Regions from separate parts of the Homo sapiens genome. Here regions 2 and 3 are each linked to region 1. Evidence: chromatin contacts called from ENCODE Hi-C or POLR2A ChIA-PET data. All regions are on one chromosome and are shown on one strand. The core of a region is the stretch at or near the end of the contact, and the rest is flanking DNA. Distances in the headings are between cores, read along the strand shown. Region 1 overlaps TRIP4 (thyroid hormone receptor interactor 4). Region 2 holds the start of ANKDD1A (ankyrin repeat and death domain containing 1A). Region 3 holds the start of PPIB (peptidylprolyl isomerase B).

Region 1 (3,793 bases), core at 740-3,239:
TCAAGCTGGTCTCAAGAGCCTGACCTTGAGTGATCCGCCTGCATCGGTCTCCCAAAGCGGTGGGATTACAGGCGTAAACCACTGCGCCTGGCTCAAGTATTTATTAATGAATAAATATATATGAAAATCTTAAGAATTTCATGTTTATTTTCAGATGAAAACCAAAACACTAAATACATGGAAAAGTGGTAATATTTCCCATCTCTCTTCAGGATAAGTACAACAGAAAACATAATGCTCAGCCAGGCATGGTGGCTCATGCCTGTAATCCCAGCACTTTGGGAGGCCGAGGCAGGCGGATCACGAGGTCAAGAGTTCAAGACTAGCCTGGCCAACATGGTGAAACCCTGTCTCTACTAAAAATACAAAAATTAGCCGGGCGTGGTGGTGCGTACCTGCAATCCCAGCTACTCAGGAGGCTGAGGCAGGAGAATTGCTCGAACCTAGGAGGCAGAGGTTGCAGTGAGCCAAGATCACTCCACTGCACTCCACCACCCTGGACGACAGAGTACGACTCCGTCTCAAAAAAAAAAAAAAAAAAAAAAAAGAAAACACAATGCTCTTTGGATAAAAAAAATATATATATATATATAATATAAATGGTTTCTGAAACCATTTAAGTGGGTACTTAATACCCAGACTGCAAATAACCCTAAAGACAGTCTGTTTTGATCTAGAAACTCTAGTCAATGTTCCAGTTTTGTTTTTTTTTTTAATTTGAGATGGAGTCTCACGCTGTTGCCCAGGCTGGAGTGCAGTGGTGCAATCTCTGCTCACTGCAACCTCTGCCTCCCGGGTTCAAGTGATTCTCCTGCCTCAGCCTCCCAAGTAGCTGGGATTACGGGCACCCACTACCACACCCAGCTAATTTTTTTTTGTATTTTTAGTAGAGACAGGGTTTCACCATGTTGGCCAGGCTGGTCTTGAACTCCTGACCTCATGATCCACCAGCCTCCGCCTCCCAAAGTGCTGGGATTACAGGCGTGAGCCACCGTGCCCAGCCTGTCAATGTTCCAGTCTTCAAGAGAATTCCAAAACTACATTCCCTATATCTCACTCAAGTGAGCTGTGATTTTAATGAATTGTCCAGGGTTAAGCTAGTTGTTAGTAACATAACAATTTTTCTTCTTGTTGAGTCTCAGATAACAGCCCTCATCGTGAGGGCTGTTATCGGAATATTTTGAGGTCTATATATTGGCAGATTTTCTCAGTACAACAGACAGGACATTTTCACATATTTTAAAAGAGAATTTGTGGACTGCATTTTGAATTCCAGTGCCTGGTTTGAATACTGACTATTAAATCCTTCATTTTCTAATTTCTCATCTCTCAGACTCACAGACAATTCATTGGTGATAGAAGCTGATGATTTCCACAAACGAAGTGATACTTGGAATCTTCCTGAAGATCTATGTTGCTTGGATACTCTTTTTTTTTTAAAGTTTTAAAAATTGCTTACTTTTCTTCCAGCAAATTCTCCTAGATCCTGAAGATACTTTTCTAGAAAAAGGAAGAAGTAATATTCTCTTCCCTATTGGAAGACTACAAGTCTACTGCCGTCAATTATTGGAAACAGGCACCCAGCAGTATAACTGCTTCAGCATAATTCCTTGAAGATAGGGTCTTGGCTATTGTAAAAGCTGTAAGATCAAATAGACTAAAGGGTCAGTAAGCTGGCAGGAAAGGAATGGATTCAGTTCAGAAGAAATAGAATAATCAATGACCTTGGAGATTTCAGACAAATCAGATTTTCTATTGAAGGCAGGGATATAAATAGCACAAACACAACACAGACACGTAGAAACAAAAGCCACCAACTCAACTTTTTGTTTGAAAACTTGTTAGGTCTAGAGAACTGTTCAAACCACAGCTGCTAATGGTTATGGATTTGGCAATCAAAATGTCTTTGTTAAAAAAAAAAAGTTTTAACTGCCTTACTATTGAGGTTACAAACCACAGCCTTGATGCATTGTTGCAGTCAACATCCTCCCTGCTGTTTTTGAGAGCTTACATCTGCTGCTGGCAGATAAAATGCTGGCAAACAGCATGGGCTCCTTCCAGGGGAATCACAGGAGAAGCTTTAACGAGATGGCTCTCATCTACCTTTTTACCCTGAGTTGAACCCATAGCCTTTTCTATATCACTTCTACCTTCTCTAGGCTGATCCTCTGCCATTACTCAGGAGGGTTGAGGATCTAGAGGAATTTTTTCTGGCACAAATTAGTCATGTTGGCCATACTAATCTTAGAAGATAAAAAGGAAGACTAGTTCATGGCTCAGGAGAAAGCACATATTTTTAAAGCCATTTAACAGTGTAGTGCACTTGATTTTAAAACAACCACTAACAAAACCTTTTCGATTTTCTTTTTTTAAGAGGACTAAATGATCACACTATGCCAAAAATAGTGAGGGTTTAGTGTATTTTAACTTATCAAAGAAAGGCCAAGAATGTGAGGTCAGAAGTAAATTACTGAATTTTGGGGGGAAAAGAAAAAGGAACAGCATGTAAAGGCAAAATGTGGTCCAAGTCACACAGGAAGTTAGTTTCAGTTGAAGTAAAAATTACTAGATCCACATTAGTTTTCAAAGAAAATGCAATTCAACTGGGTGATAAATGAATATGGAGATACTGAAGGGAAGGCACAGGTCACAGTTAGGAAACTACTTCCTAGATGGTTCTCTCTCAGTGAGTTGACCTATGAGAATACAGAAAAATCAAGCATACTTAGACTAACACTCCTAAACTGTAAATACCATGATACCAGTTCTGTAGTATGTAAATAGGTAGTGCATGTTTGGGTGGGGGATTAATTTATGCTCAAAGTTTTGAGAACACTGCATGTTATATCCACCTCATAGAGAGTCATAATCCACACTAGCATATTAAGGGCTCTGAGATGTTCTACAGTAAACAGATCTGTTTAATCCAAAGGTATTTCCCAAATTTGTGTTTCAGAGAACACCTATGCCATGGAATAGTTTGGTAAATGCTAGTCAAGAGCCATTATTCCTAAACTCTCAACTCATTCATTCAGAAAACAAGAATGAGGCTGGTATAATAGATTAGACAACTACATTTCTTTTTTTATTTTTATTTTATTTTTTTTGAGACAGAATTTTGCTCTTGTCACTCAGGCTGGAGTGCAGTGGCACAATCTCGGCTCACTGCAACCTCTGCCTCCCAGGTTCAAGCAATTCTCCTGCCTCAGCCTCCCCAGAAGCTGAGATTACAGGCTCCTGCCACCACGCCTGGCTAATTTTTGTAGTTTTTTAGTAGAGACGGGGTTTCACCATGTTGGCCAGGCTGGTCTCGAACTCCTAGCCTCAAGTGATCCACCCGCCTCGGCCTCCCAAAGTGCTGGGATTATAGGCATGAGCCACCACGCCCAACCCAAAAGCTACAACTTTTAAAACTGATAAACTCTTTACTCAATAAATAAGATAAAAATAGGGCTAACATCAATTCTAAATAAATTCATATGCTACCCTTAAACACAGAAAAGAAACAGTGGAGGCCAGGCACAGTGGCTCACACCTGTAATCCCAGCACTTTGGGAGGTCAATGCGGGTGTATCACCTGATGTCAGGAGTTCGAGACCAGCCTGACCAACATGGTGAAACCCTGCTTCTACTAAAAATACAAAAAAAAATGGCCAGGTGTGGTGGTATGTGCCTGTAATCCCAGCTACTCAGGAGGGTGAGGCAAGAGAATCGCTTGATCCTGAGAGGCAGAGGTTGCAGTGAGCCAAGATTGCACCACTGCATTCCAGCCTGGGCAACAGAGTGAGACTCC
Region 2 (3,793 bases), core at 750-3,249, 480 kb before region 1:
ATACTAGCACAGAGACAAATATTTGCTGGCCCTTTCCATAGTCACTGCAGGGCAAGTGACCCCATAGCCTGCATGTTTGGTCCAGTATGAATGTCTGAACCCAGCCCCTTTGTGTATCCAGGGACAGGTGACGAGTGTCTTGGTAGGGAAGGCTAAGATGCACTGAGGTGAGAGACAGGCCTGCCATGCAGTTTGTTTTTCTAGATAAATTCCACACAGTCTTCTCCAGATGAGAAAGAGGATCTTGAGCTTTCTGGGGCCTCATGGATACAACCTGTGGATCTCAGAGTTGCTACCCTGGGGGGCAATCACACAGTCCTGGGTTCAACTCTGGCTTAACCACTTCCTAGCTGTGTTAGGCAGTTTCCTCATCTGCAAAACAGGAGTGCGAGCTTCCCTACAAGGTTAATATCATGATTAGAAATGAGATATGAAAACCCCCTGGCACAGTGTCTGGCACATAATGACCACACCGCCACCACCACCACCATCATCATCACTATTATTCCTCCAAGGCAAAGGGTCAAATTCTGGTAGCCAAAGAGAGCTGCCACTTCAGATGTGAGCTTACAGAGGCCTGGGTTCTAGTACCTTCCCTGCCACTTTCCAGCAGCAGGATCCTGGGCTAGTCACATCCCCCTTGTAGGTCTGTTTCTTCCATTGTAAAACTGGGGGAGGGTGAAGAAAGAGATCTGTATAGGTCCCTTCCTGTCTGGCACCCTCTATCTTATGTGCAGCTTAGGGGGATTGGCCTGGTTTGTATTGGCAAACAGCCAGGAGTTCCAATGGGAAGCCAGCAGACACTGCATAGGGTCAGGCCAGAGAAGGTTAAGTTAGAATGAAATCAAGTCCAGTCTCATCTCTTCCATCCACCTCCCATCCGGCACCCTCTTTCTGGCCACATCCAATACCCACTGAGCTACCTGAGCCTTTGCCCATGCTGGGTCTTTGTCCAGAATTCTCTGCCACACACCCCAATGCTCCATTGGTACACATTCTTCGCAGGCCCACTCAAGTGATCCTCCGCCCCAGGCAGAACCATGTACCTAATCTTGATTGAGCATTCCCACCCCCAACACATCCCTCAGCTGAGTAGATGCAGTGTGCCAGCATTTTGGACACTATAGGTCTCAAAGGAATCCAGTGAGCTGCACTATGCGCTTTTGAGGGAAAGCCCCGGGATTCAGCTGTCAGGATTCAGCCAGGGCTGCAGGATCAAGGACTCACAGTGCAGACACCGACACAATCTTTCTCTCCCCTCTCCCAGACGGTGCAGCCAAAGCTGCCCCAGGCCAGCTGATGCCCACACAGACGCTGCTGCCCGGCCTAGAGGCCCTGGCACTGGGCGCACTCCTTGAGGGAGGTTCGGAGGTGCCCTCATTCCACCTGTGGCCAGTCAGGCTCCTCTCCTCTGAGTGCGTGCCCCATCTGATGCGGTCTCCACTCGCTATCCAGCCCCAGCATTCCGGGTGAGCTGGGCCCTTCAGCACTTCTACCACTCAATGGCTGTGTGACCTTGAACAACTCATTTGAACACCCTGTGCCTCAGTTTCTCATCTGCGAAATGAAGATAACATAATGTCCTACCCATATGGCCGCAGCGAAGATCAAATGACGTGCCTCTCCTGGGTCAAGGCCTGGCACACAAAGTACAGCACGCAGTCAAGGATCGCTATTACCTTTATTATTTGTAGCTAACCTCTCAGCCGCTGCTCCCCGCTCACCTGGCGGGTGTGGTCCCCGAGTCCCAGACGCACTGGCAAGGTCCCCTCGGCCCAGTGCGCGGACCGGTAACCATTCCGCTCGGAGCCACACAGACGCCCCACACGGAGGTGGCCGTTCGGAGGGCGCCAACCTCACCCCTGGCACTCCCCAAACGGATGCGGGGGTCCTCTCGGCCTCGGCCCGCCCCCCTCCCTCCTCCAGGCAGACTCACGGCCGTCGGTCTCCCACGCCAGCTCCTCCTGCATCCTGCCGCTCCGCAGCCCCTGCGCGCGCTGGTGCCCGGGCGCGAGGCGCGCGTCCGCCGGGGCGGGGCCCGGGGAGCCGAGAGGACGGGGCGGTCGCTCCTCCAGACTCCACGCCCCGCCTGCTAGGAGCGCAGCTGCCCCGGCCACCCCAGTCCCGGACCAGGACGCAGGTCCCTCCTCCTGCTCTCTTAACCTGCCCACCCCTCCGCGCCCGAGGCCGGCGGGTCGGGGCCACGCCGAGTTCCGCAGGTGTCCCTGACCCAGTCTCCTCCCCGGGAGTTCGCCCAGCCTCCCCGGCCCTGGAGATAGATGCGCACAAGGCATCTGGCAGGCTCATCCTCCTCGCGCCTCTCGGGACTCGGGGAGGAGGGCTGAGCCTTGGGCCCGCCGCCTCAGGCGCAGAAAGTCAAACCCCAAAGATGTGAGCTGGCGTTTAAGGGACCACAACCTCAGCAGGTCTGCAAGCATATGAAGAGATGGTCGGATTTATCAGTGTTCAGAAAGATTTATCAGGCCCATAAAGGGACATGTAGGAGGATGTTGGTTGCTGTGTTGCTGTGGTTGCTGGGAGTTGGAGACAATCTAAGCGCCCTTTCTTGTAAGAGCAGATGGATAAACTGTGCAGCACTCAAAGCAAGGGACCCGCTGTATTCGTGGCAATATGGATTTAAACACCTAGTGCTAGGCAGAAAAAGTAAATAACCAAACCAAATAAGACCTAGGAAACAATATCAATAAAAATATTACAAATGCATTTACATCAAACAACACAGACTTGCAAAGACACATAGAAACAAAAAGATACACATTAAATACACCAGAATGGGTTGCACTTCAGACCCTTGGGGGATGTCCATGTCCTTTTTGCCTTAAAGGCATTTACAGCTTCTTTGAATTTAGGGATAATGGGGTCTCAGGCATCTCTATCCCAAGGCAAGAAGCCAGCAAAGCCATGATAGGTGTAGTTACTACTACTTTGGGGATCAAAGGAGGAAGAGCATCTTTCAGTCATTAGTCCTTAGAATATAGTTCAAGAAGGCTTCCTGAAGAAGGAGGTATTTGGAATGGCCTTTGAAAAATAACATAATGATAACAGCTAACAATTAATGAGCCCTGAGCCAACCCCTCAAAATGGTCTCAAAATAACAATTCCAACATAATAATCAAAGATATGATTTTTTTTTTTCTGAGACAGAGTCTCACTCTTTCGCCCAGGCTGGAGTACAGTGGTATGATCTCGGCTCACTGCAACCTCTGCCTCCTGGGTTCAAGCAGTTCTCCTGCCTCAGCCTCCCATGTAGCTAGGATTACAGGCACTCGCCCCCACACCTGGATAATTTTGTATTTTTAGTAGAGATGGGGTTTCACTATGTTGGTCAGGCTGGTGTTGAACTCCTGACCTCAGGTGATCCACCTACCTTGGCCTCCCAAAGTGTTGGGATTACAGGTGTGAGCCACTGCGCCGCACCCCCCCCTTTTTGTTTTTGTTTTTTTTTTAAGACAGAGTCTCACTGTGTTGCCCAAGCTGGAGTGCAGTAGCGTAATCTCAGCTCACTGCAACCTCTGCCTCCCAGGTTCAAGCGATTCTCATGCCTAAACCTCCCAAGTAGCTGGGACTACAGGTGTGTGCCACCACACGCGGCTGATTTTTGTATTTTTAGTAGAGACGGGGGTTTCACCATGTTGGCCAGGCTGGCCTCGAACTCCTGACCTCAGGTGATCTACCCACCTAGGTCTCCCAAAGTGCTTGGCCACCACGCCTAGCCAAAGATATTATTCCTGAAAACAGTTTAAATGTTTTTTGTAAAGCTTTTGTCACATGT
Region 3 (3,793 bases), core at 774-3,273, 270 kb after region 1:
TATGTGTCCAGACAGAAGATAGAACTATGATGAGCAATGTAAAACCATACTGCATATGTAGCCAACAGAACAACTGTCAATCTGGGCATGATTGACTCCTTCCAGTTTGTTACTACTCTTTAATTACTTTTTCACAGGCAGGTAGCAGTGGAAGAATCATGAGAGAAAAGTTTCACATTGAGAGCATTTTATCCATCAACCTGATTTCTTTTGAAAGTGGGAGTGGGAGAAAGGCTGCTGTGATGCCATTTTAGCCTTAGCTCCTCATGTGCAGGAGGCTACTTGGGTTTTTTGAGTGTTTCTTTGTTTTTGAGACAGGGTGGAGTGCAGTTTCACGATCACAGTACACTGCAGCCTTGACCTTCTGGGCTCAGGTGATTCCCCCACCTCAGCCTCTGGGGTAGCTGCGACTACAGATGCGCACCACCACGCCCTGCTAATTTTTGTATTTTTTGTAGAGACAGGTTTCACCATGTTGCCCAGGCTCAAACTCCTGGACTCAAGTCATCTGCCTGCCACAGCCTCTCAAAGTGCTGGGATTACAGGTATGAGCTACTGTGCCCAGCTGGAGGCTACTTTGAAAACATGATTTAGTAAACATTTTTCTCTGGCTATGGCAGCCTGAGACCAGTGAGTGAAGAAAGAGGCTTAACAAAATAGGAGAAAAAAAAAAAAAAGGGATGAGAGATGGATCTGGAAGATCATCTTTGTCAGTATAACAATGTTTAAAACTTCCTCCTGATTGGGGTTGTCTGAATTGAGGTGCAAGGATGGGAAATAAGAGAACTGTCTTGAAGCTCTACAACCTGTGTAAGGCCGCTGTAATGAACAACAAAGTTAATGCCAGTGGCCTTGCATAACTTCAGTCTCAGGTCAGCGCCTCATGAAGACTACATTGCATAATTTATGTAAATGGAGCCCTGCCTATAATCTGTGCTGTGACGACCTGGAATTTCTACGAAGTTAATCGTTGAAAATTAGTTTTAAAGACGTTTTAACGCCATAGGTCCAAATTTTGGAAGTTTGTGTTTTGGTTTGTTTTGGTGTGTAAGACTCCCAGTACCAAAGTATCTATGTTGTAGATTGGGACAACACTAAGTGTGTGAAGACCTAAAATAGCCCTGTGGGGACATCTAGTAACTATTCCTGACCTCCGGAAAAAGGCATTGTATCCTCAGGCCGTGGCATAAATTATTTCTCATGTCAGTGCGGATGTGAAGCTATCCCAACCAGGACTTGTTGGGCACTCAGTACTGCCGCGCTGTGAGGGAGCTGTGGACAGAGTAAATGCAACACAGTCCCTTCCGCAGAAAAAAAAAAAAATGTAGTCTATTGGGGGAAAAGGTAAAGGAAGTTAAGAACAGCGTATACAATAAGATGTCCATTGATATACACAACAGTAAGCACAGCAAGATTACAGAAGGGAGAGAAAAATGGGTAGTAACTTGACGGCCTCAGTAAAAAAGGAAGTGGGTTGTGCAGCAAGTTTTGCAAGACAAGTGGAGGAGCCGTACAAGGCCACGCTCGGTAAGGATAAATGTCCCTGAAGTGTTTGGAAGCCACAACGTTTAGAGCCAATTTGGCGGTGACAAACACTTGACTGGCCCAAAACAGTGACAAGCTTCCCGTGCCCCTTGTCCAGGCCCACGTATTTGCTAACCTCAAGCGCCAGCTACCGCAGGCCAGTGGAACAGCGCTCCGGGCGGGGCGGGCCGCGGAGCATGCCGGGGCTTGTGGTCTTCTCGGAGCCCGGGCCCGTGCTCTGCGAGGCCGCCTTCCGCCGGTGGCCTTCCTGTGGGCGGGAGAGGGCGGCCGGGAGCCCAATGAGGGAGCAATAACGTGGCAACCACCCACGAGCCCGCGTCGGTGCCCGCCCCGCAGGGGGACCTACTATCCGGCGCCGAGCCGGAGGGGGGAAACGGCGCCCGCCGCCCGCCCGGAGCCCGCGAGCAACCCCAGTCCCCCCCACCCGCGCGTGGCGGCGCCGGCTCCCTAGCCACCGCGGCCCCACCCTCTTCCGGCCTCAGCTGTCCGGGCTGCTTTCGCCTCCGCCTGTGGATGCTGCGCCTCTCCGAACGCAACATGAAGGTGCTCCTTGCCGCCGCCCTCATCGCGGGGTCCGTCTTCTTCCTGCTGCTGCCGGGACCTTCTGCGGCCGATGAGAAGAAGAAGGGGCCCAAAGTCACCGTCAAGGTCCGGTGGAGTCCGCGGCATTTACGGTGCCGGAGCTCGGGCCCGGGCGGCCTTGGCTTGGCCTTGGCTCAGCCCCTCCTCCCTCGGCTTCTGTCTGTGGCCTCGTGGCGTCTGGGCCGTCCTGCCCATTCAGTCCAGGGAACGACCCGGACCCACCCCGACACCCCCAGCCCCTGCCCTGACCCAGGGAGTTAGTTGGATCCCCGGATACCCATCTGGGGCCGACACTGGCAGTCTCAGAGCAGGCTTTTTGCAAACACCCCTCAGTGCTGGGGAGATGGTGAAAGATCACGCCTGCCGGATTCCGAATCCTTTCTCTCCTTAAGCCAAATTTTAGCCACTTCCAATTACAAAGCACAGTATGTATACTTCAAACTTAAGTGGTGAACTTAGGCTCCGCTCCTTATGGGTTTTCTAATGTTAATTTTTAGAATCTGGGTCCATTAGCTGTTTAGAGCAAATATTGTTATCCTGTAGTCCAAGGAGGGTATAGATAAGCATGTTTTCCAAGAAAAGGGTCTGGAGCTTTCATTAGATTCTCATAGGATTTTTACCGTCACCAAAATCAGATTCAGAACCACTTCTCTAAAAATATGGCTCTATTCTCTCTCCCATCCTCAGGTTAGCTTCTTGTACCTTCCCTCCCCTAGCAACGCCCCTTTAAAGAAGCTAAGTTGGAAATGGTCTCTTTCCTCAGGTGTATTTTGACCTACGAATTGGAGATGAAGATGTAGGCCGGGTGATCTTTGGTCTCTTCGGAAAGACTGTTCCAAAAACAGTGGATAATTTTGTGGCCTTAGCTACAGGAGAGGTAAGTGGCTGGAGCAGGGGTAGTCAACTCACATGAAGTGAAATTGGCACTGGGGATGGCAGCAAACTGACCTGCAGAGTTCAGCCGATCTGTAGCGTGGACCTCACTGAGCACCGACTGCCTGTTGCCCTGGGAACACAGTATTGCCCTTTCTTAAGAGTAATGGGGCCCTGACCAGGCACAGTGGCTCACACTTAAAATCCCAGCACTTTTGGAGGCCAAAGTAGGAGGATTGCTTGAGCCCAGGAGTTCAAGGCCAACCTGAGCAACATAGCAAGACCCTGTCTCTACCCCCGCAAATTTTTTTTTTTTTTTGAGACGGAGTTTCACTCTTGTCGCCTGGGCTGGAGTGCAGTGGTGCGGCCTCAGCTCACTGCAACCTCCGCCTCCCGGGTTTAAGTGATTCTCCTGCCTCAGCCTCCTGAGTAGCTGGGATTACAGGCATGCGCCACCACGCTTGGCTAATTTTGTATTTTTAGTAGTGACAGGGTTTCACCATGTTGGCCAGGCTGAACTCGAACTCCTGACCTCTGGTGATCCGCCTGCCTTGGCCTCCCAAAGTGCTGGGATTAGAGGTGTGAGCCACTATGCCCGGCCAAAAAAAATTTTTTTTAATTAGCTGGGTGTGACGGGGTGCACCTGTGGTCCCAGCTACAGCTACTCAGGAGGCTGAAGTGAAATGGAGGTTGCAGTGAGCCATGTTCATGCCACTGCACTCCAGCCTGAGCAATAGAGTGAGACCCTGTCTCAAAAAAAAAATAAATTAATTAAAAATAAAAGGCCGGGCGC

Evidence for each region. A loop is a pair of places that touch in the nucleus more often than their neighbours do. ChIA-PET counts read pairs that join two places held with the same protein, here RNA polymerase II (POLR2A). Pooled maps may share reads with other maps.
Region 2: a pooled map shows a loop between it and region 1 (2.1-fold over the local background). The contact joins the promoter of ANKDD1A here to the enhancer-like site in region 1. A Hi-C loop is called at or near these places in 3 of 50 pooled maps. POLR2A ChIA-PET finds 5 or more read pairs at or near these places in 2 of 52 experiments (activated CD4-positive, alpha-beta T cell and activated T-cell).
Region 3: a pooled map shows a loop between it and region 1 (3-fold over the local background). The contact joins the promoter of PPIB here to the enhancer-like site in region 1. A Hi-C loop is called at or near these places in 1 of 37 single-sample maps with no recorded cell type and 6 of 50 pooled maps. POLR2A ChIA-PET finds 5 or more read pairs at or near these places in 3 of 52 experiments (GM12878, H1 and OCI-LY7).

Annotation. Positions count from the first base shown.
Region 1 is chr15:64,428,632-64,432,424 of GRCh38, reverse strand. The region is part of intron 11 of TRIP4 (thyroid hormone receptor interactor 4); the gene reads right to left. Among named protein-coding and RNA genes, the nearest start is that of ZNF609, 30 kb to the left of the region's middle. RefSeq lists enhancers at 1,388-1,899, 1,900-2,411. Within about 2 kb of position 1,989, at least 10 of the 41 ENCODE cell types and tissues checked have a DNase peak (open chromatin) inside an H3K27ac peak, as active enhancers do; they include GM12878, where a contact is called at or near this core.
Region 2 is chr15:64,910,108-64,913,900 of GRCh38, reverse strand. ANKDD1A (ankyrin repeat and death domain containing 1A) reads right to left here and starts at 1,999. Exons shown (of 15, transcript NM_182703.6): 1 at 1,937-1,999. The coding sequence starts at 1,970. RefSeq lists an enhancer at 1,244-1,787 and silencers at 1,974-2,153, 2,354-2,403, 2,477-2,771.
Region 3 is chr15:64,161,252-64,165,044 of GRCh38, reverse strand. It overlaps PPIB (peptidylprolyl isomerase B), which reads left to right and starts at 2,023. Exons shown (of 5, transcript NM_000942.5): 1 at 2,023-2,193; 2 at 2,891-3,004. The coding sequence starts at 2,059. RefSeq lists enhancers at 1,509-1,558, 1,665-2,165, 2,109-2,358, 2,166-2,666, 2,900-3,464 and a silencer at 1,699-2,058.